Regions from separate parts of the Homo sapiens genome. Here region 1 is linked to region 2. A link is an interaction called in ENCODE POLR2A ChIA-PET data of the cell type or tissue named here. Cell type or tissue: PC-9. All regions are shown on one strand. Links, peaks and the distances in the headings refer to the core of each region. The heading gives the core; the rest is flanking DNA.

What was found. Peaks named below come from ENCODE experiments on the same cell type or tissue, not always from the same donor. Only the 100,000 strongest peaks of a DNase experiment are listed, where the experiment ranks them.
Region 1: POLR2A ChIA-PET joins it to region 2 with 11 read pairs; 3 of 35 experiments call an interaction of 5 or more read pairs at or near these places.

What each region holds. Positions count from the first base shown.
Region 1 is chr1:12,558,449-12,572,492 of GRCh38, forward strand. It overlaps DHRS3 (dehydrogenase/reductase 3), which reads right to left. Exons shown (of 6, transcript NM_004753.7): 6 at 9,462-9,976. The coding sequence ends at 9,892. It also overlaps the pseudogene RNU6ATAC18P. Among named protein-coding and RNA genes, the nearest start is that of MIR6730, 14 kb to the right of the region's middle. In PC-9, for the core only: no CTCF peak of the experiment used is centred there; no DNase peak of the experiment used is centred there; H3K27ac peaks cover 596 bases.
Region 2 is chr1:12,377,179-12,393,522 of GRCh38, forward strand. VPS13D (vacuolar protein sorting 13 homolog D) reads left to right here. Exons shown (of 70, transcript NM_015378.4): 56 at 1,250-1,413; 57 at 2,310-2,418; 58 at 5,798-5,977; 59 at 8,082-8,195; 60 at 9,007-9,156. Among named protein-coding and RNA genes, the nearest start is that of SNORA59A, 120 kb to the right of the region's middle. In PC-9, for the core only: no CTCF peak of the experiment used is centred there; a DNase peak (open chromatin) is centred at 9,143; H3K27ac peaks cover 1,811 bases.

The sequences.
Region 1 (14,044 bases), core at 3,835-11,834, 180 kb after region 2:
TGTGGGAGAGCCGTAGAGCCGTACTGTGAAGATGATTCGGCAATAACAAGGAACGAAGTCCTGATTCACGCTCCACCGTGGATGAACCTCAAAAACGTGATGCTCGTGAAGGAAGCCGCTCATGAACGGCCACATGCTGTAGGATTCCGTGTATATGAAGTGTCCGGAGCAGGCACATCCACAGAGACAGAAGTAGATTGGGGGTTTCCAAGGGCTGAGTTGGGGGAAGATGGAGAGAGGCTGCTAATGAGCACACGGTTTCTTTTTGGGGTGATGAAACTGTCCTAAAATGATTATGGTGATGTTCACATAACTCTGTGAATATGCTGAGTGCCACTGAATTGCACACTTGAATAGGCAAATTGTGTGGTGTGAGTTATATCTCAATAAACCTGGGAAATATAAAAAATAGACAGGAGGCAGTGGCTCATGCCTGAAATCCTGGGGCGCTTTGTAATCCTGAGGCCAAAGAGGGAGGATTGCTTGGGTCCAGCAGTTCAAGACCAGCCTGGGCAATATTGTGAGACCCCCATCTCGAAAATAAAAATAAAAATATATAAAAAATAATAGTGGCAAGTGGTGAGATGATTGATGAATAAAATAAGCAAAAGGCTGAGGTGGAGCAACTCGGAGCCACCGTAGCTGGCTGGGACACCTCCGGGAGGTGACGTCTGAGGCGGGGCTTGCGAGCTGGGATGGGAGAAGATGGAGACAGAGCTCCAGGTGGAGGAGACTGCATGGTGTGGGTGTGTGCAGGGAGCCCCAAGTGCTCTCAGTGAGAGCTCAGCATCTTGTCAGAAGGGGGAGAGAGAGAGAGACTGAGCTGTGGAATGTGAGCCGCCGAGATACTAGAATGGTGTCTGGGTGATCATGTAGACGGAACCCATTGACATCTGTGATGTGGCCACTATGCCAGAAACCCTCAGAAATATTTCCTCACTGTTGCTCAACACCTGGACGGATAGCCCAGCTTCCCTGCATAGGGCAGATTTATTTATTTATTGAGACGGAGTCTTGCTCTGTCGCTCAGGCTGGAGTGCAGTGGCGCGATCTTGACTCACTGCAAGCTCTGCCTCCCTGGTTCAAGCAATTCTCCTGCCTCAGCCTCCTGAGTAGCTGGGACTACAGGCGTGCACCACCACGCTCGGCTAATTTTTTTGTGTTTTTAGTAGAGGCAGGGTTTCTCCATGTTGGCCAGGCTGGTCTCGAACTCCTGACCTCAGGTGATCCGCCCGCCTCGGCCTCCCAACGTACTGGGATTACAGGTGTGAGCCACCAACCCGGCCAGGGCAGATTTATTTGCAAAGTGCTTTTTCATTATTCCTCTCATGAGAATCCTCCAAATCCCCAGGGGAAAGATGGGCAGGGGATGGGGTACTAAGGGGCTCCTAGTAGTTCAAACCAGAGAAGTCGGTGACCTCCTGGAGTCACACAGCCAGGCACTGTCTGGCCAGCCTCCTGGATCAGCCCAGGCCTCCCTGAACTGGCCTTCCTAGCCAGCAAGTCTGTGATGAAGCCTCTTTTTTTTTCTGAGATGGAGTCTCGCTCTGTCGCCCAGGCTGGAGTGCAGTGGCATGATCTCGGCTCACTGCAAGCTCTGCCTCCTGGGTTCACACCATTCTCCTGCCTCAGCCTCCCGAGTAGCTGGGACTACAGGCGCCTGCCACCACGCCTGGCTAATTTTTTGTATTTTCAGTAGAGACAGGGTTTCACCGTGTTAGCCAGGATGGTCTAGATCTCCTGACCTTGTGATCCGCCCACCTCGGCCTCCCAAAGTGATGGGATTACAGGTGTGAGCCACCGCACCCGGCTATGAAGCCTCTTTGAGAGCCCTCCCTCTGAGGCCTGCTGCCTCCCAAGGGGACCCACGTGCTAGAGCAGCTCCCAGCAGGGCAGGGCAGTGAAGATCCTGCCACTCCCAGCAGTGCCTTCTGCAGAGCTTCTTTTATTCTCTTCCCGAGCCATAGAGATTTGGGTGCCAAGGGTCTGCCCACAGCCAGCAATGGTGGGAGGTGCAGAGAATGTCCTGTAAATATCCTGCCCACCTGCTATGTGCTGGAGGACCACAGCCCATTCCCATGTAGACTTCCTGTCCTGCAGGGCCCCTTTGCTCTGCCCTCCCCAGGGGCCTCCCCTGCTCCTCACTCACCACCATGTTGGGGTTTTCCTTTTTTTTTTTTTTTCCTTTGAGACAGAGTCTCGCTGTGATGCCCAGGCTGGAGTGCAGTGGCGCAATCTCAGCTCACTTCAACCTTTGCCTCCTGGGTTCAAGCGATTCTTGTGTCTCAGCCTCCTGAGTAGCTGGGATTACAGGCACACACCACCGCACCTGCACCCAGCTAATTTTTGTATTTTTAGTAGAGACGGGGTTTCACCATGTTGGCCAGGCTGGTGTTTTTTTTGTTTTTTTTTGTTTTTGAGTCAGAGTGTCGCTCTGTGGCCCAGGCTGGAGTGCAGTGGCACGATCTCGGCTCACTGCAACCTCCACCTCCTGGGTTCAAGTGATTCTCCTGTCTTAGTCTCCCGAGCAGCTGGGACTACAGGCAGGTGCCACCACGCCCAGCTAATTTTTTGTATTTTTAGTACAGATGGGGTTTCACCCTTTTAGCCAGGATAGTCTTGATCTCCTGACCTTGTGATCTGCCCACCTCAGCCTCCCAAAGTGCTGGGATTACAGGCGTGAGCCACTGCGCCTGGCCAGCCAGGCTGGTCTTGAACTCCTGGCGTCAAGTGATCCACCTGCCTCAGCCTCCCAAATTGCTGGGATTACAGGCATGAGCCACTGTGCCCAGCCCATGTTGGTGTGTTCCGAGCCACAGCTTCATCCCACCCCAATCACATGGGAACCAGCCAGGCTTTGCAGGATACTGCTGTCACAGGCCAAACCAAGGCGGTGAGCCCATGTGTTCTGGGGGACAGCTGGGTCCTGGCTGGGAGCCGTGGGAGCCACCAGCATCACACCACGCCCTCAGAAGTTCACAGGGCCTTCTTAGATCCCATGAGCACTGGATGCTTACCACAGCCCCAGGAGGCAGGTAGGGACCTGCATCACCTCTGCTCTGCAGGTGAAAAAAGTTCACGTCACACTAAAAGTTGGCGGAGCCAGGATTTGAACCCGGGCCAGTGGAACTCCAGCGTGTGAATTTCCTCCCTCCAAATATCAGGGCCTCCCACCTCTTGGGGAGTCCCCTGGCCTCATGGTGGGTCTGGGAGAACTGGGGCACCCTGGAAGGGGCATCTAAGCACCAGGGCTGCTGTGAGTTGAGTGCCTCAGGGGGTTGTGGGGGCTGGACCCTGTACAGCTCAGAGGCAGTGGCCCCCTGGCCCAGTCTGAGCCACCTCTGGTTCACAGTGGACAGCCCTCATTTATGGAGAGCTGTGTGGTAACAAATATCAGTAAATCACATCACAGTGTGACAGCCCCACTCTCAGGGAGCTCAGCATGCCAGGGATGTCCCCAAGTCTTCCTTTTGGGTTGAGGGATGATATGGCTTGGCTCTGTGTCCCCACCCAAATCTCATATTGAATTTTAATCCCCAGGTTTGGGGGTGGGACCTGGTGAGAGGTGTTTGAATCATGGGGATAGATTTCCCCTTTGCTGTTCTCATGATAATGAGTGAGTTTCCATGAGATCTGGTTGTTTAAAAGTGTGTAGCCCTGGCCAGGAATGGTGGTTCACACCTGTAATCCCAGCACTTTGGGAGGCCAAGGTAGGCGGATCACAAGATCAGGAGTTTGAGACCAGCCTGGCCAAAATAGTGAAACGACCTCTCTATAAAAAGTACAAAAATTAGCCAGGAGTGGTGACATGCCTGTAGTCCCAGCTACTCGGGAGGCTGAGGCAGGAGGATTGCTTGAACCTGGGAGGCGGAGGTTGCAGTGAGCTGAGATTGCACCATTGCACTCCAGCCTGGGTGACAGAGTGAAACTCTGTCTAAAAAAAAAAAAAGGTGTACCCCTTCCTTCTTTGCTCTCTCTCCTGCTGCCATGTGAATATGTGCTTACTTCCCCTTCACCCTTCCACCATGATTGTACATTTCCTGAGGCCTCCCCCACCATGCCTCTTGTACAGCCTGTGGAATGGTGAGTCAATTAAATCTCTTTTCTTTATAAATTATCTAGTCTCAGGTAGTTCTTTATAGCAGTGTGAGAATGGCACTAAAATTGATACCAGACGAGTGGGCCATTGTTATAAAGATACCTGAAAATGTGGAAGCGACTTTGGAACTGAGTATTAAGCAGAGGTTGGAATAGTTTGGAGGTCCCAGAAGAAAACAGGAAGATGTGGGAAAATTTGGAACTTCCTAGAGATTTGTTGAATGGTTGTGACCAAAATGCAGATAGTGATATGGACAGTAAAGTCTAAGCTGAGGTGGTCTCAGATGGAGAGGAGGAACTTACTGGAATTGGAAAGATCACTCTTGCTGTGCTTTAGCAAAGAGACTGGCAGCATCGTGTCCCTGCTCTAGGAATCTGTGGAACTTTGAGCTTGAGAGAGATGATTTAGGGTATCTGGCAGAAGAAGTTTCCAAGCAGCAAAGCATTCAAGAGGTGACCTAGCTGCTTCTAACTGCATATGCTCATATGTGTTCACAAAGAGATGGTCTGAAATTGAAACTTGTACTTAAAAGGGAAGCAGAACATAAAAGTTAGGAAAATTTGCAGCCTGACCATGTGGTAGAAAAGAAAACCCATTTTTTGGTGTGTGTGTAGGGGAGATTCAAGGCTGTAGAAATTTGCTTAAGTAAAGAGGAGCTGAATGTTAATAGTCAAGATAATGGGGAAAATGCCTCCAGGACATGTCAGAGACCTTTGCACAGCCCCTCCCATCATAGGCCTGGAGGCCTAGGAGAGAAAAATGGTTTTGTGGGCCAGGCCCAGAGCCCTGGTGCCTTGGGACATGATGCCCTGCATCCAGCTGCTCTAGCTCCAGCTGTGGCTAAAAGGCGCCAATGTACAGCTTGGGCCATTGCTTCAGTGGGTGCAAACCCCAAGCCTTGGCAGCTTTCACGTGGTGCTGGGCTTGTGGGTGCGCAGAGGGCAAGAGTTGAGGCTTGGGAGCCTCCACTTAGATTTCAGAGGATGTATGGAACACCTGGATGTCCAGAGAGAAGTCTTCTGGAGGGGTGGAGCCCTCATGGAGAACTTCTACTATAGTAGTGCGGAGGGGAAATGTGGGGTTGTAGCCCCCACACAGAGTCCCCACTAGTGCACTGCCTAGTGGAGCTGTGAGAAGAGGGCCACTGTCCTCCTGACCCCAAAATGGTAGATCCACCAACAGCTTTCACTGTGTGCCTGGAAAGCCATAGGCACTCAACACCAGCTTGTGAAAGCAGCTGTTGGGCCTGTACTCTGCAGAGCCACAGGGGTGGTGCTGCCCAAAGCCTTGGGAACCTACTTCTTGTGTCATCGTGGCCTGGATGTGATACATGGAGTCAAAGGAGATTATTTTGGAACTTTAAGATTTAATGACTGCCCAGCTGGGTTTTGGACTTGTGTGGGGTCTGTAGCCCCTTTATTTTGGCCAATTTCTCCCCTTTGGAATGGGAGCATTTACCCAATGCCTGTACCTCCATTGTATCATGGAAGTAACTAACTTGTTTTGATTTACAGGCTCATAGGCAGAAGGGACTTGCCTTGTCTCAGATGAGACTTTGGATTTGGACTTTTGAGCTAATGCTGGAATGAGTTAAGACTTTGGGAGACTGTTGGAAAGGCATAATTGGTTTTGAAATGTGAGAAAGACATAAGATTTGGGAGGGGCCAGGGATGGAATCATATGTTTTGGCTCTGTGTCTCCATTCAAATCTCATGTTGAATTGTAATCCCCAATGTTGGGGGAGGGACCTGGTGGGAGGTGATCGAATCATGAGGGCGGATTTCTCCCTCCCTATTCTTGTGATAGTGGGTAAGTTCTCATGAGCTCTCGTTGTTTAAAAGTGTGTGGCATTCTCCCCTTCTGTCTCTCTCCTGCTGGCCATGTGAAGATGTGATTGCTTCCCCTTTGCCTTCTGCCATGATTCCTGAGGTTAATGTTCCTGAGGCCTCCCCAGCCATGCTTCCTGTACAGCCTGTGGAACCAGGAGCCAATTAAACCTCTTTTCTTTATAAATTACCCAGTCTTGGGTAGTTCTTTATAGCAGTGTGAGAATGAACTAATACAAGGGACATTTGTCACCTCCTGGCTTTTCCTCAAGTGAGGGGTGCCCATATATAGAAGCCCTCTTCACAGGCATAGACCTCTGGGTTCTTATCACAGACCTGCTTCCCCTGGAAGGCCTCTCCTGAATATCAGAGAAGACCCCTCAGGGTCAGAAGTCCCAGATGTGCTGTGGTGGGTGGGGGTTGCTTCTCACCGTAGATGACCCTCTTGTCCACAAACCACAACCATCTTCTTCCCTCTGTGCTGATTAGGACTGGGGCAGTGGGGTTCGTGTATTTGTGACCTGGCTCCTTTTTTGATCCCCACTGAACTGGGACATCCCCAGGGGCAAGGGCTGTCTGCCTCATCAGGCAGAGCTGTCCGTGTGATCAGCCCAGGAGCTTTCTGTCACCCTGGTCCCTCCCGGACATCAGTTTGGCTCAAGAAGAAGAAAGTCCATTTGTCAAAGCATTCTGTCCCCTGGGAGCAGGGCAGTGGCCACAGACTCAATTCCTGACCATTCACCAGGCCGGATAGTCCAAGCCCCTGGAATGGTGCCAGCATGGGGCTTGGGTCTGCTGCCTCCCTGGGCTGGATCCCTACCTCCAATCTGGTTTTCCTTGGGGATGGGGAGGAACCCTAAGCATGGCAATGAGGTTATTTCCCAGGACCCAAGTCCTCTTCCCAGGGTTGGCCTGCCCCATCCTGCCCCTTGGGGGTTTGGCACTTGTCACTCTTCTTTGCATGGCCAAGCTAAGGACAGAATTAGCTCTCCACGCTCACTCTCAAGGCTCTCTGAGTGCTAAACCATCTGGGAGAGGGACCAGAATGGGGCCTCCTGGGATTCTGCCCAGTGCTTTTTCTTTTGGTTCCTCTGGGAAAAGATCCAGAAAAAGACTGAAAGCTCCTGGCTGAGAGGGAGGGGGTGGGGTGGGACCAGGCCCTGCCCTTCTGAGCCCCTGGGGCTCTGGGACGCCAGGGTCCCACTCTGCTAACACAGCGATTGGTTCTCAATGCAACTGGGGAGGGCTGGCGGGGCTTGCAACTCCCAGAGTCCAATCAGACTTTAGGGATCCTTGTTGCACTCCTTTGGGAAGTCAAGGCAGAAGGGTTGCTTAAGCCAGGAATTCCAGACTAGCCTGGGCAACATAGCGAGACCCTATCTTTACAAAAAAATGATGAAGTGAGCCAGGCGTGGTGGCACATGCCTGTAATCTCAGCTACTCGAGAGGCTGAGGTGGGAGGATTGCTTGAGCCTGGGAGGTGGAGGCTGCAGTGGCCATGATCGGGCCACTGCACTCCAGCCTGGGCAACAGAGTGAGGACCTAAATAAGTTTAGCGTGAGATGAACACTGACAGTTGCCTCTTTAGGGCTCTGCTTAGCACCTCCTGTGCCCTCCCAAAAGTCACTGTGTCCTTGGGCTTGCAGTTGGAAGCCATACAGCTGCTTCCCTCTGTCCTCAACCTATATTTTAATTTTTGCTCATGATGTCTTCTTCCCTGGCATGGCAGAGCCTGGTTCAGAACTAACGACTACTCCTCCACGCGGGATTGTATTTCCTGCTATGTTAATAGCGGCTCCACCACGTGCCCTGTTCCAGCTAATGAAATGTGAGCAGAAGTGACAGTGTTGTTTCCAGGTGGAAACTTCAAGAGCCAGTGCACAGTTCACCAGGTATGTCTACCCTGTGCCATAAGACATCCTCCCTGAGGCCCCCTGGTCAGCCTGAGTTTCAGAGCGAAGATGACACGGAGCACACCTGTAGCCATTCTTGAAGGACTAGTAGCAGTAATAAGGCAGAAACCTTCATTGTTGGAAGCCACTGAGATTTGGGCGTCACATTCTGGCTGCGCCACATCAAGGCTGTTGGAAGTCTCCAGAGCGGTCTCGGAGTTGTGTTTTTTTGGTCTTCAGCTGCTGCCAAGTGGCATGGATAATGAAGAGTTAAAATGTTATGCCTGGGGACTGACCTCCATTCTAGGTACTCATTCAAGAGTGGCTACAGGCCGGGCGTGGTAGCTCATTCCAGTAATCCCAGCACTTTGGGAGGCTGAGGGAGGAGGATTGCTTGAGCCTAGGGGTTCAAGACCAGCCTGGACAACATAGCAAGACCTCTGTCTTTACGAAAAATAAAAAGAAAACAGTTGGGCGTGGTGGCATGCACCTGTAGTCCCAGCAACTCCGGAGGCTGAGGTGGAGGATTGTTTGAGCCCAGGAGGTTGAGGCTGCAGTGAGCCGTGATTGTGCCATTCCACTCCACACTCCAGCCTGGGTGACAGAGCAAGTTCCCATGTTTAAAAAAAAAAAAAAGAGAAGAAGAAAAAAAGCATGGCTATAATCGTGACTTGGCATTTCTGCACATAGACCAGACTGATGATCACCTGAGCTATGTCTAATATTCTCTAAGCTGGGAGGTTTCAGCCTGAGGTTTGCATGTAGGTTAAGACTTTATGTAACTCTTGGGGAAGCTTCTGGGTTGGGTCAGAGGGCTGTGACCTCCTTCACCTCCCGGGGACCTTGCCTGCTCCCCTCCTGCCACCCTGGCACTCATCTGCAAGAGCTGTGTGGAATGGAGTTTACTTGCTATGAAATGACATGGCCCACTTTCTTCCCCACTGCCCAAGGTGAGGTTTATTAAGCTTGTGGCAGCAGGGAGCGTGCACCCTGGAGGAAGCAGGGGGCATCTCTACTAGGTCATTTTGGCCGTGACTTTGCCCCATTGATGGAACCAGGGCCGATCTCTTCTGCCACTCCAGACCTCCCCCTGCCCCTGTGATCAAATGGGACTCGGTCTGTAGCACCCCTCGGCACTGGCCTTATGGTGAGGAGTTGTCACTGTGTTTCCGGTGACTTGTGATCCTTTCCTACCCAGATTATTGGCTTCTTGTACTAGTGGTTCTTCTCAGCAACGTTCCCCTCTCTGCACCACACACACCCTAGGTAGACAGTGGGTGCTCCATAAACACTGGTTTTGCTCTCCTGAGTTGGTGGCCTGGAGGCTGGTGGTGCCATGGCAGGACAGAGGGCATCTCTAGCTGTGGCCAGCTGTTTGCAGACTGTTTCATAAAGGTCACACCAAGGAGACAAAGCGGCTTCAACCCATGGCTGCTGGGAGGGGCCTGGTGGAGCTGGCGAGGAACCCAGCACCCCTCTCTGCCCCTAGGCCTGGGCTCCACTTTCTCTCCTGATTTCGGCCCCCTTCTCTCCACCCTTGGCAGTTGGGGACCTTGAACTGACCAGTTCTCTCTCAAAGGATGGAGTTTTATGGTTGGGACTGGCTCCCTCCCAACTGCCCACGGAAGATTTGAACAAAGGAAATCACAAAAGCCATCTCTCTTTATTTTTCATTCCTGCCGTTCAACCAGTTTGTGCAAGCTGAGGATGAGTGGGTTTTGGAACGGGAGGCAGAGCATCTGGGGACAGACCCTCCTGGAAATGGTCTATGCACACTGCTGAGGCTGGTTAGACTTGAGAAGCAATTGACAATAAACTCTACAGAACTGGAAATGTTCAAAAGTGTCAAGGTGGCTTCTGGCTGTTTTCCTGCCTCCCTGTGGGGGTCAGTTATACCCATCAGTCCTGTGCAAAGGTCCTGGGACTGGCCCAGGGGCAGCCGGATTCTTCGCTGGGGACAGGAGCTGTCCTGCTCACCCAGCAGAAGCATGCCAATGGACAGGTGCTCGGGTGTGTGCCCAGGTGCTGTGGCCCCCAAACTCCGTGGCTCCTCAAGCATGTCTTCATCCTGTCTCTATGTCCGCCCTTTGAAAGTGTTCATGCAGGTGTAGGTTCCTGAGAATTTGTGGATCTCCTCGAGTGCAGCCTGTGGAAGTATGCTGGAGTAGGAGGAAGAAAAGAAGATAGCGATGGTTAGTGGGGCAGGATCCAGGGGCTGGGTCGCTGGTGGCCATGTGAGACGGGGCAGCAGAGGGCTGGTTCCTGAAAGTGCTCCCCACACCTCCAAGCCACACACCAGTTTCTCCCCAAACCCCCACCCTCCCCAGGGGAAGAGCTTTCAAATAAGTGGATAAGCAGCTGTTAAAAGGGCAGGGGGAGGCTGGGCGCGGTGGCTCATGTCTATAATCCAAGTACTTTGGGAGGCCGAGATGGGCGGATCGCTTGAGCCCAGGAATTCAAGACCAGCCTGGGCAATATGGTGAAACCCTGTCTCTACAAAAATATACAAAAATTAGCTGGGCATGGTGGCATGTGCCTATAGTCCTAGCTACTGGGGAGGCTGAGGTGGGAGGATGGCTTGAACCCAAGAGGTGGAGGTTGAAGTGAGCTGAGATTGTACCGCTGCATTCCAGCCTGGGTGGCAGAGCCAGACCCTGTCTCAAAAATTCTTTTCAGACTGGGCGTGGTGGCTCATGCCTGTAATCCCAGCACTTTGGGAGGCCAAGGTGGGTGGATCACCTCAGGAGTTCGAGAACAGCCTAGCCAACATGGCAAAACCCTGTCTTTACTAAAAATACAAAAATTAGCTGGGCGTGGTGGTGGGCACCTGTAATCCCAGCTACTCGGGAGACTGAGGCAGGAGAATTGCTTGACCTGGGAGGCGGAGGTTTCGGTGGGCCGAGATCGCGCCGTTGCACTCCAGCCTGGGCGACAAGAGTAAAACTCTGTCCCCTCTCTCTCTCTCTCACACACACACACACACACACACACACACACTCTTTTTAAAATATATATTTTAAAAAGGCAGAGAGTGAGTGAGTGGTCAGAGCAAACTTTTTTTTTAATTTAAAATTTTTATCTTTTTCCTAGATCCTGAAACAGAGCTCATTTTTTTATTTTTAATTTTTGTGGGTACATAGTAGGTATATATATTTATGGGGTACATGAAATACTTTGATACAGGCATGCAAATGTATAATAATCACATCAGCATAAATGGGGTATCCATCACCTCAAGCATTTATCTGTTGTGTTACAAACAATCCAACTATACTCTTTTAGTTTTTTTATTTATTTTTATGTTTATTATATTTTTTTGAGACAGAGTCTCACTCTGTTGCCCAGGCTGGAGTGCAGTGGTGCGATCTGGGGTCACTGCAACCTCTGCTTCCTGGGTTCAAGTGATTTTCCTGCCTGAGCCTCCTGAGAAGCTGGAATTACAGGCATGCGCCACCATGCCCGCCTAATTTCTGTATTTTTAGTAGAGACAGGGTTTCGCCATGTTGGCCAGGCTGGTCTTGAACTCCTGACCTCAGGTGATCTGCCTGCCTCGGCCTTCCAAAGTGCTGGGATTATAGGCGTGAGCCACTGCGCCCGGCCCTTTTAGTTATTTTTAATCGTACAATTAAATTATTATTAACTATAGTCACCCTGCTGTGCTATCAAAGACTTGTTCTTATTCGGTCTATTTTTTGTACCCATTAAAAACAAATGATGGTTAGGTGCCACTAAGTAGGTGACAATGGCTTAATCTGTCTGTGCTCCTTGTCGAGGGGAGTGCTGACCTTCTCTCCCTTCATACAACACACTTTCAAAACCAGGCTCTTAGCATCTTGGTGCCCACAGGCAGCTCAGAGATCCATCGATCCCAACTGCCCCTGATTCCACAAAGATGACGGTGTGGATCTGAGGAATCAGGTTCGATTTGGGTGTCACATCCTCTGGGGAAGCGTCCTGGGCTCACCTTCAGGCTTCTCCTCGTACAACCGGAGTTCCGACGCTTCCCCAGCAAGCCCTGGTGTAGTCCCCACCCGTTTACTTGTCAAGCCTGTGGGGGCCTTCATGGCGGGTATTTCATCTCTGATCCCCAGGCCCTCACATGGGCCCGGCACAGAGAGGGCCCTCAGGCTGTTTGGTGACTCAAACTGAAGGGTCCTGGCCCACTCTAAGTACAAGATGAAAAGGGTTCACTTCCAGCTGGAGCAATCTGGAAGGCTTCCTGGGGGTGGTGGTATTAGAGTTGAGCCTTGCTTTCTCCTGGGGAAGGTGAGGAGGGATGCAGTTCAGAGAATGGGGAGCGGGGTGGCTCCTGCTTCCTGTTCAAAAGTAGTTGTGGGGAAGGTTGGAAAATGAAGGCTGAGGGCTTACTGTGGAGAGCGCTGAGGTGTTCTAGACCAACTTTTCTCTAGAAAGCTCTGGAAGTCTTCTAAGAAGCTCCCCTGAGGTGGAGGGTGGCAGCCTGACCTCAGTGAGGACCTGAGCCCCTGATCAACTAGGGGCTCCTAGAGACGGCTGAGGAGCATCTCAGACCCGAGGTCAGGATGGACTGAGGGAGGCCGAGGTGTGGCCTGGATGCCCCTGGGTGCCCCCTTCCCTGTGCCTCTGAAAGGGCTTTGAGTTTGGGGAAGAGAGGGCTGATCGGGCTTGCGCCTCAGTTTCGAGGTTTCTGTGCCCTGCATGTGTTGGGGCAGCCCCTCAGCTGGGGCTCACCATGTCCCAGCAGCCAGGGCAGAAGTTGGCTTTCCTGGGAGTGCATGTTGCATGAGAGCAGGGGCCAGCCTGGCACTTGGGGGCTTACCTTCCTGAAAAGGACTTCCAGGTCAGAGGGGCTCAGTCAGGAGGGGGCCAGAGCCCCAGGGGAGCCAAGAGCCCATGGTCACTTGTGGCACCAGGGACAAGGATCTCCTGCTGTACTAAGAGGCCCAAGAAAACTGAGTGTGGGACTGGGATGGGAAGGATTTGCTGCACAAAGCCTGGAAAGTTCTAGGGGAATAGGATGCCAGGCAAATTCTGGAGGAGGAGTCTCTCATTTATAAAGCCTGCCTCCCCAAAGTGGTCTGCCCTGCTACATCCCACCCGACTGGTACTAAGACGCTTCTGTGAATTCTGAGCCCTTGGCATCAAGATCCCCATGTTCCCTCTAATAGTAAACTTCCTGAGGGCAGGGGCTATGTCCAATAGGCTGTAGAACAGTGGTTCTCAAAGTGAGGTCCAGGAACCTTTGGGGTACCCGGGATCTCTTCAGGGGTCTGTGAGGTCAATTTTTTTTTTTTTTTTTTTTTGAGACGGAGTCTTGTTCTTGTTGCCCAGGCTGGAGTGCGGTGGTGCGATCTCGGCTCACCTCAACCTCTGCCTCCTGGGTTCCGGCAATTTTCCTGCCTCAGCCTCCCAGGTAGCTGGGATTACAGGCACACGCCACCACACCCAGCTAATTTTTTTTGTATTTTTAGTACAGACAGGGTTTCTCCATGTTGGTCAGGCTGGTCTCGAACTCCCAACCTCAGGTGATCCACCCACCTCGGCCTCCCAAAGTGCTGGGATTACAGGCGTGAGCCACCGTGCCCGGCCACATTGTTTCTGTAATAATACTAAGATGTTATTTGTCTTTTCACTTTCATTCTCTCAGTGAATGGTAGAATTTTCCAGAGGCTACGTGACACGAGATATCACAACAAATTGAAATCAGATGCACATATAAGAATCCAATTGTCTTCAATTAAGCCAAACAAAGAGATTTGCAAAAAGGTAGAACAATGCCACTCCTGACTACATTTATTTTGTTTTAGAATACATAACTAGTTGTCATAAAAATATATTTATATTAATGTAATGGGTTTGTTATAGCTATTTATAAATGAATAAATATTATAAACAAATGTATACAACTTACAACATTTTTCTGGCTTTTAATTTCTTTTTTGAGATGGAGTCTTGCTGAGTCACCCAGGCTGGAGTGCAGTGGCACGATCTCGGCTCACTGCAAGCTCCACCTCCTGGGTTCACACCATTCTCCTGCCTCAGCCTCCCGAGTAGCTAAGACTACAGGCGCCCACCACCATGCCCAGCTACTTTCTTTTTGTATTTTTAGTAGAGACAAGGTTTCGCCATTTTAGCCAGGATGGTCTCAATCTCTTGACCTCGTGATCCACCTGCCTCGGCCTCCCAAAGTGCTAGGATTACAGGCGTGAGCCACTGCGCCTGGCCCTGGCTTTTAATTTCTAATATAG
Region 2 (16,344 bases), core at 4,894-12,893:
TTTCCCGAGTAGCTGGGATTACAGGCATGCGCCACCACGCCCAGCTAATTTTTGTATTTTTAGTAGAGACGGGGTTTCACCATGTTGGCCAGGCTGGTCTTGAACTCCTGACCTCAGGTGATACACCTGCCTCGGCCTCCCAAAGTGCTTGGATTACAGGCATGAGCCACCACGCCCGGCCTAAATGAGTTGTTTTATGTAAGTCTTATGGACCAATGTCTAGCGCATAGTAAGTTCTCAGTAAGTATTATGACTTCTAGTATATAATGGATTATATAGACTTTCATGATTGACCTGGAAGCCCAACTGCTGTTTCCAAAATATTTCTAAAGAGAAAATATATTTAGAACTAGCAATCTGGCCAGGCACGGTAGCTCATGCCTTTAATCCCAGCACTTTGGGAGGCCGAGGCAGACAGATCACCTGAGGGCAGGAGTTTGAGACCAGCCTGGCCAACATGGCGAAACCCTGTCTCTACTAAAAATACAAAAATCAGCCAGGCGTGATGGTGCATGCCTGTAATCCCAGCTACTCGGGAGGCTGAGGCAGGAGAATTCGCCTGAACCCAGGAGGAGAGATTGTAGTGAGCCGAGATCGCACTATTTCACTCCAGCCTGGAGAACAGGAGCGAAACTCCATCCCAAAAAAAAAAAAAAAAAAAAAGAATTACTAGCAATCAATTAGCATAACCTTGAATACAACCAACTTAACACTTGTGATACAATCAATTCATGAAAATTGGACACCATCAATATAGTACGCTTTCCTTATAAACATTCGGGACGGGGAGGAAGACCTCTGGTAAATTCTGATTCAAAGTCAGATATTGAGCATATCGTATAGTCTTTATGTAATTGCACTCTTCTTTAAGGTAAGGGCACCGGACGGTCATCATCTGGAATGGCAGTGATCATGGCAGTATAGCTAGTGTAGGAGGCTGCCCCGCCATTTGTTTCTAATTTCTAAAAAAGGAAAAAAACTCGGTTATGAAAATAATACGTTTGTTAAAATGCACATTATTTGTAATGTTTGGTTGTTTGGTTCAAGAGGTTAGCATATTTTACCCTAAGAACAACAAAAGATAGATAACCATGAAAGTTTGAATTAAGCATTTATATAATGTGGAAAACGTCTAAATAAACTTCCTATATGAGAACTTATTTAGCCCTAGAGGAAGCTCTTGAAGTGAGGAGCTAGCTGTGGCTGCCCATAATGGCTCTTTCTCTTTTTGCTTGTACCTACTTAACAGGAACCAGGAAAGCGTTCTCAGCTGTGGAGGATGACAGGAACAGGAATGCTGGCCCATGAGGGCTCCTCAGTTCCTCACAATCCCAATAAGCCCTCAGCCGCCCGCTCCACCGAGGGGTCTGCCATCTTAGATATTGCTGGTCTCGCTGCAGTGACTGACAACAGGTAATTTTCTAGGCAACTTTTGATTCAAGCTCATTGCTTTCAAATTCAGACTCAGAGGAAATCTACAACAAAAACTAAGAGTTCTATAAATAAAGTAAAAATGTATATTTTTTTCAATGACAAAAACCTGTCATATTCCCAAATATGAGTATTGGGCTTTCCCTTTAAATATTTTAAGCTTTGATGAAATACCCATGCAGATGTTAAGAAACTTCAAACAATAAAATGGGTATAATGTGAAAAGTGATTATTTCTTCCACCCAAATTCCAGTCCGTCCTTATTCTGAGGAAGTAGTTTCTTTTTTACATCTTCCTAATAACTTTGTCAAATCCTTCAAAAGCAGAAATTAATTATTAAGAGAATAATCAGATGTATTTTTATGAATAAATCCTTGGATTCAAATTAGCTCTTTAAGTTTGAATAAGTTACTTGATTTGCCTGTGCCTTAGTTTCTCCATAAAAATCAGTGTGTTTTCAGTTAATACCTTATTTCCAGAAAAACTTTAGTTGACTTACAAGTTAGAACAGAAAAGAATTTAGAAATACAACAGAAAAAAGACTGTTGGAAAGATTTTACATGTATTTAGCAGCTATTCCTTCCATACTGCATGGTAAGTTGCCGTTTTGAGAATGCAAGAAGCCATATTACTGTGTGTTATGAAATCTTTAATGTCTTACTTTGTGTCCCCTCTTCATGTTTTTCCATTTTGCTTTATTCCTCTTTTCTTATCAAGAGATACCTAACTGCCCTAGGATTCAAGCTAACTACCCATTCAGTTTTAAGGGTGGAGGGCATTAGAAGGAAGAAGAGCAAAGCCATCATCCTCATGTTCCCTTCAGGCGTGAAACAGTTGACTCGGAGGTTTCATGGTTCATTGTGTATTCCGTTTTCCAGATACGAGCCACTGATGCTGAGAAAGCCTGACCGCAGGCGAAGCACAACTCAGACGTGGAGTTTCCGAGAAGGAAAACTGACCTGTGGGTTACATGGGTTGGTCGTCCAGGTCAGTCGTTTTTGATCCCCAATTGCAGCAAGCAGTGGTTGAGCCTTCTTTGAAACAAAGTCTCTACTAAGTTATACATGATGAATTGTTCAGTGGGAAAACTAGTTACAGAGCAATACTTATTCTATTCCATTTTAGTTAAAAGGAAGTCAGAGTTTTGTTGTGCATTTGTGTATTTTTTTTTTTTTTTGAGGTGGAGTCTTGCTCTGTCGCTCAGGCTGGAGTGCAGTGGCACAATCTCGGCTCACTGCAAGCTCCGCCTCCCGGGTTCACGCCATTCTCCTTCCTCAGCCTCCCGAGTAGCTGGGACTACAGGTGCCCGCCACCACGCCCGGCTAATTTTTTGTATTTTTTAGTAGAGATGGAGTTTCACCATGTTAGCCAGGATGGTCTCGATCTCCTAACCTCGTTATCCACCCGCCTTGGCCTCCCAAAGTGCTGGGATTACAGGCGTGAGCCACCGCGCCCAGCCCCGCATTTGTGTATGTTTACATGGGAAAAGTTCTTGGAGATGGTATGCAATACATGTGTTAAGAGTGATTGCCCTGGATGATAAGATATGTTTTTCATGGCTTACCTGGACTTTTTCTTTGATGTCATATATTACCAATGTAATTTTAAAAAGAAAAAAATTACCTATGTAATTTTAAAAAGAAAAAAATTACCTATGTAATTTTAAAAGTCCAGCACTAAGTTAGATGAATTAGATTTAGACCTGGGAAGTTAATGGCATAGCTGCAAGTCCTCTGTAAAGGGTTCTATGACATGGTGAGCATTCGCCAGGCATCTACATGCTCTTGATTCTGTTCATTTTGGCCTAAATAAGCATTGAATTGCTGTAGCAAATGTCAGAATGAAGATTGCTGGACAGTTTCCTCCTCAGCCAGTCTACCTCATGATAAACTCCCAGCTACTTTCTAAGCAAATATGTGTTTGGCAAATTACCAAGGGTTTGGATTTTCTGCCCTTTCTGGCTTCAGGCTGGGAATGAGAACAGGGGTCTGAGAAGTAGGAAGGTGTCTAGGAGGTTTGGACATGCAGTAGACTAGCACCTGCAATTGTGTGTGCAGTTCTGTCCAGCCTGGGATTTTACACAAAAGGGAAACAGGAGACTATCAGACTCTTGATAGAGAACTCTGAGTGTACTTAGATTGTACTCCAGGGCAGTTTGCAAAAACTGTAAGGAGCCTCTGACTGCTTTTGGTGAGATTTATTTTCTTTATCTCTATCGCCCTGAGCTTTTTTCATCAAAGACAAGCTGCTTACTTATATGTAGCACACATCTGGAATGGATTTGTGATTTTCAATTAGCAATACAATTCAAACTTCTAGAGGCAAAGAGGGCTTGTTATAATTGGTGGGTTTCATGTCTGACCCTGACTTCACTTCTAGTTTGTTTCTAAAGCCCATGTAATTCCAATGCTCTTGGAGCATTTTCTTCCTTAAAATCTTTTTTTGGTGTTTGTTGTTTTGTGAATCTATTTCATCATTTCCCTGCTTGTTAGTGACAGTATAATAACAGTATTCAGCAGAGCAGAATGTGTTTTGGTTAGGGAAGTAAGCTTGTTTCAATCTTATTATGCTGAATAAAGTCATTGAAGACATTAAAACATTTTCTGACACTGCTCTTATTAGGTTGTATATGCTCTTTCTTTCTAAACTTATAATAGCTATAAAAAGCTTTCTTTGTGTTGAAACCTGTACTATAAACCCTGCTCAAAGTTTGCTTTTCATGAGTCAATATTTAAAAGTTAACAAAGGGGATTTAGACACTCTTTGCCATTGTCTTCTCTAGCCTTGTGTTTGCTTTCCCACAGCCATAATCCTGTAGACTCGATTTACTTGGGGCATGTAGCAAGGTGTTTTCCTCCAAAGGCCTTGTTAAAGCAAACTAAATATGGCCTGAGAAGGACTCCGTACTTCTATAATTGAATCCCTGTGGACCAACTGTAACCTAGAGTAATCGGCAGGCAAGATTGAAATCCTTACTTAGGAGTATGTGCCTGTAACAATAGCTGAGACTTGGCCAGTCACAGCAGCCATACTTCCACCACTCACAGATGGCTGAGTGTTCAGACTGTGTTCAAATAAGGCAGACGCCAACCTGTAACCAATCCAGCTGTTTACTTCCAACTTCTGTACATCACTTCCCTTTCTTTGTCTATAAATTTGTTCTGACCACGAGGCATCCCTGGAGTCTCTCTGAATCTGCTGTGATTCTGGAGGCTGCCTGATTTGTGAATTGTTCATTGCTCAATTAAACCCCTTTAAATTTAATTCGGCTGAAGTCAGTCAGTCTGTCTTTTTTTCTTTTTCTTTCTTTTCTTTTCTTTCTTTCTTTCTTTCTTTCTTTCTTTCTTTCTTTCTTTCTTTCTTTCTTTCTTTCTCTCTCTCTCTCTCCTTCCTTCCTTTCTTCCTTCCTTCCTTCCTTTCTTTCTCTTTCTTTCTTTCTTTCTTCCCTTTCTTCTCTCTCTTTCTTTCTTTTTCTTTCTTTCTTTTTCCTTTTCCTCTTTTCTTTTCTTTTGACAAAGTGTCGCTCTTGTTGCCCGGGCTGGAGTACAATAGCACAATCTCAGTTCACTGCAACCTCCGCCTCCCGGGCTCAAGCGATTCTCCTGCCTCAGCCTCCTGAGTAGCTGGGATTACAGTTGCCTGCAACCATGCCTGGCTAATTTTTGTATTTTTAGTAGAGATAGGGTTTCACCATGTTGACCAGGCTGGTCTCAAACTCCTGACCTCAGATGATTCGCCCGCCTTGGCCTCCCGAAGTGCTGGGATTACAGGCTGAGCCACCTCGCCTGGCTTGAAGTTTTTCTTTTAACAGCCTGAATAACTGGGTATCAGGTGACATTCTCAACTCTGTATTCCATTCTAGAAGAAACACCATCTTTTGAGTATTTGGATTGGTTGTCCAGCCATAGGCCTGTTTGGGGAGGTTTTCAACTCAAGAATTTTCCTCTTACTGGAAAGCTGAATGATTATAATAATTATTTTCTATTTTCAGAATATTTCAGATTTTTAAGCAAACCCTAGTAAGAATACTCAAAGAAACAGCTAGTTTTGGCTACTTTTTTAGAAGTTTATTTTAATGACAAGAAGTTAGTACTAGTAAAAGGCAGAATTAAACTGATCTATGCATGAAATTATCTCTTATTCATAATTACCAAAATTTATGAGCATAACTTTTCATCTTACTGAAGTAATTCTCCTGTTTTTCATCATCTGCAAAGCTGAACAAATAGTAAAGGCTTTGTTGCACATTGATCATGACCCTCCAGAGGAGAATGTAAATTTAGGAACTTGTTTGAAATGATGTGTTAACTTGTCAAAGTCAGTGCCTCTGTCTTTTCTCACATGTCTCTACTCCAATGTCTTTTAGGCCAAAGGAGGACTTTCTGGTTTGTTTGATGGAGCTGAAGTTGTTCTTGGTCCTGACACTTCCATGGAGCTTTTGGGGCCAGTTCCACCTGAACAACAATTTATTAATCAAAAAATGAGACCTGGTTCTGGAATGTTATCCATCAGAGTCATCCCAGATGGACCAACTAGAGCACTCCAGGTGATAATTTGTCATAAGAGCTGATGTGAAACTCTGTACTTCCTCCACCCCCAATGATTACTCATTTAACAAATACTTATTGAACATGTTTATGCCAGATATGAAGATATGGTATCTTCATCTGTAAAATGGGGATAGGATCTACCTCACAAAGTTGTTACAAGAACTAAAGTACAACAAAAAGATAAGCGTAAAGTATAAACAAAGTATCAATGAAATATGTGGTAACCTAAAAAAGTATAAGATTTAAACAAGATAATGTTAACAGTGCATATTAATAGTGTTGTTAATTATTATTAATAACATAATATCTTAATAACATTAACAACAAGAAGATATGAGATCCTTAATCAGATAATTAAAATATTGTGTTAATGAGAGTAGGAGTGGAGGGTGTATGGAAAGGATTTGTATTCCCAGATTTAGAGGGTGGGGAGCTTCCTAAGAGAAGTAGTACTTAAACTGAGACCTAGAGTTTAACTGAAAGGAATTAGCCAAATAGAAAGGTACAGGTGGAGGGGCTGTGCCCTCAGTAATAAGCATGTTCATCAACAGGTATTTACTGAGCAGCTACTTGAGCCAGCACAGGTCTAGGTACGGAACATTTACCAGTGAACGGACAAAACTCCCTGCCTTCTTGGAGCTTACATTCTAGTGGGGATGGACCATCATTGACCAATAAACATAGGAAGTAAATGACATACGATGTGGAAGTTGACTAGTGAAGGCCCACAGGTAGCAGAGTGATCCTCAGCCCAAGTGGCACACAGAATGTGGTAAGAAAGAAGGCTGGAGATAGAAGCAGGGGCCAGATCATAAAAAGTCTGAGATACATACTAAAGAATTTGTGGTTTTTCTAAGGCAACAAGGAGTCAGGGAATGGCATGATTAGAAAATTGTTTTAGATCACTTCCTCTGGCTGCAATGTAGAGAAGCAGAGTGGGGCAAGACTGGAGATAGTGAAATACCAGGTAGGAGGCTCTTGCACTAATGTAAATGAAGGGTTATGGTGGCCTGAACTGGAAGAAGTGGCAGGGGTGGACATGAGGAGGCTGGAGAGAAATGGATAGAAATGAGAGCTTACTTAGGAGTAGAGTCAGGCAGATTTTGTGACTGAATGTGGGAATGAGGGAGAGGAAGGAGTCAGTAATGGCCTCCAAGGTTCTGATTTGGGCAACTCACAGGATGATAATCCAGATCACTAAGGGATGAACATGGAGCAGACTTGCAGAGGAAGGGAGGAGTTAGGTTTTGGACTTGTTGAGTTAAGGTAACTGTGTGATATCTATGTGAAGATGTCCATAAGTCATTGTAACTATGGCTCTGAAACCCAGGGGAGAGATCTGTGATGGGGATAAGGGTTTATTAGGTCATAGCGTAATCAGAACAAAGGAAAAAAAAGATGTTGGAATGTAGCAATGAGCTCTCTGAGATAGTGCATCACAATTCACAACACCACTTTTTATTTATTTATTTATTTATTTAGCTATGTCACTCTCTTTCACCTAGGCTGGAGGGAAGTGGCAAAATCATAGCTCATTATAGCCTCGAACTCCTGGGCTCAGGTGATCCTCCCACCTCAGCCTCCCGAATAGCTGGAACTTAAGTGCATGCCACCATGCTTAGCTAATTACTTTTCATTTTTTGTGGAGATAGGGTCTCGCTATGTTCCCCAGGCTGGTCTTGAACTTCTGGGATCAAGCGATCTTCCCACCTTAGCCTCGCAAGTAGCTTGGACTACAGGTGTGTGCCACTGTGCCGGCTCACAATACCACTTTAAAAAACAATCTTAAGGCAAAAATGAATGCAGTGATCTTGAGGTTTGCATATTTTGACTTGAGCTATAATTTGAGATCATCTGCAGATATCTAACCCCACTACGTGAGGCTCTCAAGGTGTATAGCTTGAGTTTGCCATGCAGACTTGAAACCAAGTTTGCTTCTTTATTACACAAATCTTACCTTACCAGTGCTTTGGAAACCATTCGCTTCCATAGGATTATTGATTATATAATGACTTTTGACCTACACAGTTGTTCTGGGTTAGAATAGGTTTCAATAAGGAAGAGTGAATCATCTTCTTGTGGTGTTTTATTTGACTTCAGATAACAGATTTCTGCCACCGGAAAAGCAGCCGTTCATATGAAGTGGATGAACTTCCTGTCACCGAACAAGAGCTGCAGAAATTAAAGAATCCAGATACAGAGCAGGAATTGGAAGTAAGGTCTAAATATTGTGAATTTATTTATTTGATCATCAGTTTTTTAGAATTTTACTTGGTGGTATTTTAGACCTTCTGTTTTCTTTCTATCCTGTATGATTCTAAATATGAGTTACGCTTCACAGTGTTTACTGTTTATCAGTGAATGTGTGAATGTATTATGTAAATGACAACAAAGTTTATGTGGAATCAGCATGTAGTAAGCATTGCTAAACTATTATTACAATAAAGGAAGCTAAATTGTTTGAATTTCAGTAAGATTTAAGACAAACAATTTTTTGTTTTTTGCTTCAGCCATCTCTGACATCTTCCTTCTGTTTTCTCTGTTTGGGATTGGAGAGTGACAAGTTTGAAAAGGAAGATGAGATGAACATGAAAAAGTATATTTATCTGACGTTTATTCAGTGATTTTTGAAAAAATCAAATGCCTATGTGTAAAACACTGTGTTGGGTGCTATGGAAGTGTAGTGGATAACAGATTATGAGCTTTCATCCCAAATAAGGTGAAAGATTACCAAATAATTAGATTTCTATAATGAAATGCAGAATGTCATCAGTCCTTTGATAGAGGTATCATCACATACTCTGGAGTTCTCGTTGGGGTGAAGGGTATGCCTAGAAAGCAAGGCTTCCAGTGAGATGATAGCATTTGAGCCCTCCAGGTAAATAATAGGACTCCCCTAAGTGGTTTTCATCTGCTGAGAGATCGGGAGTAGAGGAATGTAAAATGCTTTATTTTCTTATACTCTCCTGGATACTGTGAGCTGTGTTTAAAACAATCAGGGTGCCATATTTTGGTTTCCTTTCAGGTGCTTGTGAGGTTAGAAGGTGGAATTGGGTTGTCCTTAATTAATAAAGTCCCAGAAGAACTGGTCTTTGCAAGTCTTACAGGAATCAATGTGCACTATACACAGCTGGCAACCAGTCACATGCTTGAACTCAGCATACAGGATGTACAGGTAAGGGGGAAGTTCCAAAGCTGTTAGTCACCTTGTTTTCATGCTGATCACCCAACCAGATCTAATGTTTGATGTTCTAAGAACTTTAATGTTTTGGAGGAAATATCTTGTGGCCTTCAAAAAATCATTCTGTGAAATAGTTGTTTCTACCTACATTCGTCTCATTAATTTTTCTACATACAGCAGAATTCTGCATATATTAGAGGTAACTCAGTCAGGGTGTCATGGAGGAAGGTGACCCATGGTTCACCATCTTGCCAATAGAAAAACCAATAGGAAGTCATCTAACCATCATTCGGAGGGATTGAGGTCTGTCATAGGGAGAACAAACTAAAGAACTGGACTTTGCTTTCAGTCAAGATGGAGTAACAGGGACTAAATTTACCCTCCCACCTGAAACAACCCCAGAATCCAGATAAATAAGAAGACAATGGTATTGAGACACTGGACATCAGACAATGAAGGACAGTGCTTTGACAGGTGGGAAACAAACGAGCTGAGCCCTGTAATTGCCTTTCTTACCAATTTGAGAACGTTTCCAGGGAGGGGAGACCAAGCAAGTACCCAGCACAGTGGAGAAGTTGAGAAAACAGAGCTGAGAGTCTAGAGAGACCAAGGTATCTATAGTTATAGGATGGTACACTTGGGCATAGAGAGCTGCACAGAAAAACTCTGAAGATCTATAGACCGTCCCTCTTGAGTATTTAGCCAAGTATTAGTCAGTGATGTATGTGAGGAAACTACCCATCTGAAAGGATCAGAGGGAACAGTGCCTGCTGCCCACACAGGGCTAGGAATAGTGCTTGTGCCCACCAGCTGGACTGGAAAAACTAAGAATTTATGAGACGTTGGGAAGAGTCTCAGGAAAGCCTTGCCCTCATGATTAATTAGCCCTAAACTGAGCACTGCTATAGACTGCCTAAGAAATCATAAAAGGAAGATCCGAAAGAATCAACCTCTTCCCAAGTAAATTAACCATATCCTTGAATAAAGCTCAAGAAGATTATTGGAATATGACAATTTAGCACCCAACAAGGTAAAATTCACAATATCTGACATCCTATCAAAAATTACCAGGTGTGCAAAGGAGTAGGAAAACTTTCTATATAATGAGGAGACTAATTGGTCAAAACTGATTCACAACTGGCACAGATGTTAGAATTTTTGGAGGACGTTAAAACTGTTAATGTAACTGTATTCTCTGTGTTCAAAAGGTTAAGTAGGGAGACTAATTGGTCAAAACTGATTCACAACTGGCACAGATGTTAGAATTTTTGGAGGACGTTAAAACTGTTAATGTAACTGTATTCTCTGTGTTCAAAAGGTTAAGTAGCAATATGGAAGACATAAAAAAACTAAAGCTTGTAGAGATTAAAATGTAATGAAAACTACACTGGATGGAATATAGCACACAACTGTGAAGGAAACTATACCAAGGCACATCATAATCAAATTACTCAAAACCAGTGTTAAAGCAAAGGAACAAGAAAAAAAAGACATGCTATGTGCCAAGGAATAAAGATAAGAATGACAACAGATTTCTTTTTGGGAACAATGAGAGTGGGAAGACAATGAGCAACATCTTTAAAGTACTGAAAGGTATCAGCAGACCCATGCTACAAAAAATGTAAAAGAACATCATCAGGCAGAAGGAAAAAAATAGTATCAGATTGAAGTCTGTTCTACACAAAGTAATGAATACCAGAAATGATAACTACCTGGGTAAATATATAAGATTATTTTCTTCTTATTTAAAGTAAGAGTGAGATTCTTATCAACAATAGCATAAAGGCTGAAGGGGAGAAATGGAAGTCTATTAGTGTAATCTTATACATGATGTGGTATGATGTCACTTGAATGTAGAATTATAAAGATAAACAGCATAAACTCTTAAAGCAACCACCAAAATAACAAAGAGTTATAACTAATAATTCAGCAAAGGAGATAAAATGAAATTAGGCCAGGTGAGGTGGCTCACGCCTGTAATCCCAGCACTTTGGGAAGCTAAGGCAGGTGGATCACTTGAGGTCAGGAGTTCGGGACCAGCCTGGCCAACGTGGTGAAACCCCATCTCTACTAAAAATACAAAATTAGCCAGGTGTGGTGGCACACACCTGTAATCCCAGTTACTCGGGAGGCTGAGACAGGAGAATTGCTGGAACCTAGGAGGTGGAGGTTGCATTGAGCCAAGATTGTGCCACTGCACTCCAGCATGGTGACAGATGGAGACTCTTGTCTCAGGGGGAAAAAAAAAAAAAAGAAATCATAAAAAAATAATCCAAGAGAAGGCAGAAAACAGAAAGCAGGGAAAGGAATAGATAGGACAAATAAAAAATAATTAGCAAGATGGTAGACTCAAACCTAATGGTATCAATTAACTAAATTTAAATGTTGTAAACACCGTAATCAAAAGGCAGAGATTATCAAATTGTATAAAAAAGCAAGAACCAATTATATGTTGCCTACAAGAAACACACATTAAGGATAAAGACACAAATAGGTTAAAAGGAAAGAAGATGAAAAAAGATATAACATGTTGACCCTTGTCATAGGAAATGAGAATGACTAGATTAACATCAGACGGAATAGATTTCAAAGTAAAGAATATTACTGGTGTAGTCGGGGTTCTCTTAGAGGGACAGAACTAAAAGGATATGTATATAAGTATTAACTTACATGATCACAAGTTCCCACAATAGGCTGTCTGCAAGCTGAGGAGCAAGGAGAACCAGTCCGAGTCCCAAAACTGAAGAACTTGGAGTCCAATGTTCAAGGGCAGAAAGCATCCAGCATGGGAGAAAGATGTAGGCTGGGAGGGTAGGCCTGTCTCACATGTTTCTGCCTGCTTTATATTTGCTGGCAGCTGATTAGATTGCACCCACCAGATTAAGGGTGGATCTGCCTTTCCCAGCCCACTGACTCAAATGTTAATCTTTTTTGGCAGCACCCTCACAGACACACCCAGGATCAATACTTTGTATCCTTCAATCCAATCAAGTTGACACTCAGTATTAACCATCACAAGTCCACCCTTTGTCAACTGCCGAGATTATAAGGTCATAATTACACCTAACATAATACAGCCATCCTTCGTACAGCTGGAAACACACCAGTCCCCAACCCAAATACTATTACATAAAGTTAATGATGCTTGAATGCTGATATGAAGTCAATAAATCTATGTCACATAATGAAGGAGAAAGGAAATAAAATGAAGATATTTTCTTAGTACAAGTGTATACATGCACAAACATGTTTTTAACAAAAGAAAGAGGAAATACTCATGACAATTGCAGTCCTTGTTTCTGCAGCTGGTCATGTGGTCATAGCTAGTATTGATGATTACCCTTTCTACTACCCATTCTGTATTCCCTTTACCTTCAGCAAGCACCTCATCAGGTCATGGTTTTGTGGGATTTTTTCCTGGTGGAGTGACCCAAACCTTCCTTCCTGAGGGGTCTGGACCATTTGTAGTCCTGCCTGGATTGGGCTGTTGTAGTTTCCCATTGCCTTAATCACAGGGCATGGTAATCCTAAGAGATGCCCTAATGGATCTCCTGTATTCCATGCATAATCTTCCTTACCTCCATTGTGGAGTAGTAGACTGATTTCATCTTGATAATCTGGGTCAGTCACCCCAGCCAACACTGTAACTCCCTTCTTAGCCTCTTGACCTAAAGTTAGGCGGAGCCCAAAGTGTCCAGGTGGTAATCTTAACTTCCAGTTTAATGGAATCATTGTTTTGTCTCCTGGTGGCAGTGTTCCTCCCTCTGGAACTAAGACCTCTAAGCCAGGAGAACTAATGTTGCAGGAACAGAAAGCAAAAATTTTGCTAGTGGATCATTAGGGGTGATGATGAATGGTGCCACTTCCTCTTCCACCCATTGATTCCTGGACCTCTGAATCCTGGCCATGGGAGAAACAGTACCATATATTGGATGCTGATTCAGAGCATACATAGCCTTCTGGAGAACTTTGCCCCAGCTATTATCATCTAGTTGGCATTGTAATTGTGATTTCAAAAGGCCATTTCACCATTCTATCAATCCAGCTGCTTCAGGATGATGAGGAACATGGTAAGACCAGTGAATTCCATGAGCATGAGTCCACTGCCGCACTTCTTTAGCCGTAAGGTGAGTGCCTTGGTCAGAGGCAATGCTGTGTGGAATACCATGACAGTGGATAAGGCATTCCATGAGTCCACAGAGGTAGTCTTGGCAGAAGCATTGCATGCAGGATAGGCAAACCCGTATCTGGAGTAAGCGTCTATTCCAGTGAAGACAAACTCTGCCCTTTCCATGATGGAAGAGGTACAATATAATCAACCTGCCACCAGGTAGCTGGCTGATCACCCAGAAGAATGGTGCCATATCGAGGGCTCAGTGTTGGTCTCTGCTGCTGGCAAATTGGGCATTAAGCACTGGCTGTAGACAGGGCAGCCTTGGGGAGTGGAAGTCCATGTTGCTGAGCCCATGCATAACCTCCATCCCTGCCACCATGGCCACTTTGTTCATAGTCCCAGTGGGCGATGGCAGGAGTGGCTGGGGAAAGAGGCCGAGTGGTGTCCACAGAACAGGTCATCCTATCCACTTAGTTGTTAAAATCCTCCTCTGCTGAGGTCACCCATTGGTGAGCACTCACATGGGATACAAGTATCTTCAGTTTTTGACCACTCAGAGAGGTCCATCCACATACCTATTCCCAAATTTCTTTGTCACCAGTTTTCTAATCATGCTCTTCCAAGTCCCTGACCATCCATCCAGCCAAATCATTGGCTACCTCCCATGAATCAGTATATAATCACACATCTGGCCATTTCTTCTTCCATGCAAAGTGCATGACCAGATGCACTGCTCGAAGTTCTGCTCTCTGGGAAGATTTTCCTTAACTGCTGTCCTTCGGGGATGTCCTAGAAAGGGGCTGTAGTGCTGCAGCTGTCCACTTTTGGGTGGTGCCTGCATATCGTGCAGAACCATTTGTGAACCAGGCTCTAGTCTTCCCTTCCTCTGTCAATTGATCATGGGGAATTCCCCATGAAGCCATCAGTGCAGGCTAGGGGAGAGAAGGCAGGGTGGCAGGAGTGGAGACCATAGGCATTTGAGCCACTTCCTCATGTAACTTACTTGTGCCTTCAGGACCTGCTCGAGCCCAATCACATATATACCACTTCATTTGATGATGGAATGCTGCTGTGTACGACCCACTTTATGGCTAGATGGGTGGGTCAGAAAGCACCCAGTTCAGTTTGCAGGTGTGCACCACCACATGCAGCTAATTTATATATTTTTTGGTAGAGATGGGGTTTCACCACGTTGGCCAGCCTGATCTCTGACTCCTGACCTCAAGTGATTTGCCCACTTCAGCCTTTGTTTTTATTTTTAATTTGTAAATAAAATCTTTCATTTGGGTAACTGTAAATCTATGTGATCAAACAAAACATCTTATTTTATTTTATTGCTTTTTACAGCTAGTTAAGTGAAGCAGTGGGGATAAACACTTTTACTCCCAAAAGATGTTTTGTGTTTTTTTTAAATATTTTTTTTGAGACAAGAATCTTGCTCTGTCACCCAGGCTGGAGTGCAGTGGTCCTCCCTCGGGTCACTGCAACCTCCTCCTCCTGGGCTCAAGTGATCCTCCCACGTCAGCCTCCCAAGTAGCTGAGAATACAAGTGTGTGGTGCCACACTTGGCTGATTTTTGTATTTTTTGTGGAGACAGGGATCTTGCCGTGTTGGCCAGGCTGGTCTTGAACTCTTGGACTCGAGCCATCTGCCCGCCTAGGCCTCCCAGGGTCCTGGGATTATAGGTGTGAGCCACTGCATCCAACCCAAAAATGTTATTTTTCTTTTGCCATAAATGACTATATTAAGATCCTTGGCTGGGCCCGGTGGCTCACACCTGTAGTCTCAGCACTTTGGGAGGCCAAGGCGGGCAGATGGCCTGAGGTCAGGAGTTTGGCCAACATGGTGAAACTCCATCTCTATTAAAAATGCAAAGATTATCCGGGCAGTGGCGGGTGCCTGTGGTCTCAGCTACTTCGGAGGCTGAGACAGGAGAATCGCTTGGACCTGGGAGGTGGAGGTTGCAGTGAGCCGAGACCACTCCTTTACACTCCAGCCTGGGCAACAAGAGCAAGACTCTCTCAAAAAAAAAAAGTCCGTGATGAAATTTTAAGAAATTCTTGATTAAAATAATATTATTGTATAAATGTTAAAAAAAAAAAAAAAAAAAGAAAGCACACAGTTCAGGATGGGCAGTTCAGGTTGCGTGGTGACTTGATGACCCATAGTCAGATGTTCATTTTCCACCAAAGCCCAGTAACAGGCCAAGAGCTGTCTCTCAAAAGGACAGTAGTTATCTGCAGAAGATGGCAGGGCCTTCCTCCAAAATCCTAGAGGCCTCTGCTGTGATTCACCTATGGGGGCCTGCCAAAGGCTCCAAACAGCATCCCTATCTGCCACTGACACCTCAAGCACCATTGGATCTGCTGGGTCATATGGCCCAGATGGCAGAGCAGCTTGCACAGCAGCCTGGACCTGTTGCAGAGTCTTCTCCCATTCTGGACCCCTCAAAACTGGCAGCCTTTCGGGTCACTTAATAAATGGGCCGGAGTAATACACCCAAATGAGGAATGTGTTGCCTCCAAAATCCAAATAGGCCCACTAGGCATTGTAACTCTTTCTTGGTTGTAGGAGGGACCAAACGCAGCAACACCGTTAACTTAGAAGGAATGTCTTGGCAGGCCACACACCACTAGATCCCTAGAAATTTTGCTGAGGTAGAAGTTCCCTGAATTTTAGTCGGATTTATTTCCTATCCTCTGGCACGCAAATGTCTCACCAATAAGTCCAGTGTGTTTGCTACTTCTTGCTCACTGGATCCAATCTGCATAATGTCATCAGTGTAATGGACCAGTGTGATATTTTGCGGAAGCAAAAAGCAATCAAGGTCTCTCCAAATAAGATTATGACACAAACCTGGAGAGTTGATATACCCCTGCGGTTAGGACAGTAAAGGTATATTGCTAGCTTTGCCAGCTGAAGGCAAATTGCTTCTGGTAGGCCTTGTGGACAGGAATGGAGAAAAAGGCATTTGCCAAGTCAGTGGCTGCATACCAGGTACCAGGAGATGTGTTAATTTGCTCAAGCAATGAAACCCCACATCTGGTACAGCAGCTGCAATTGGAGTC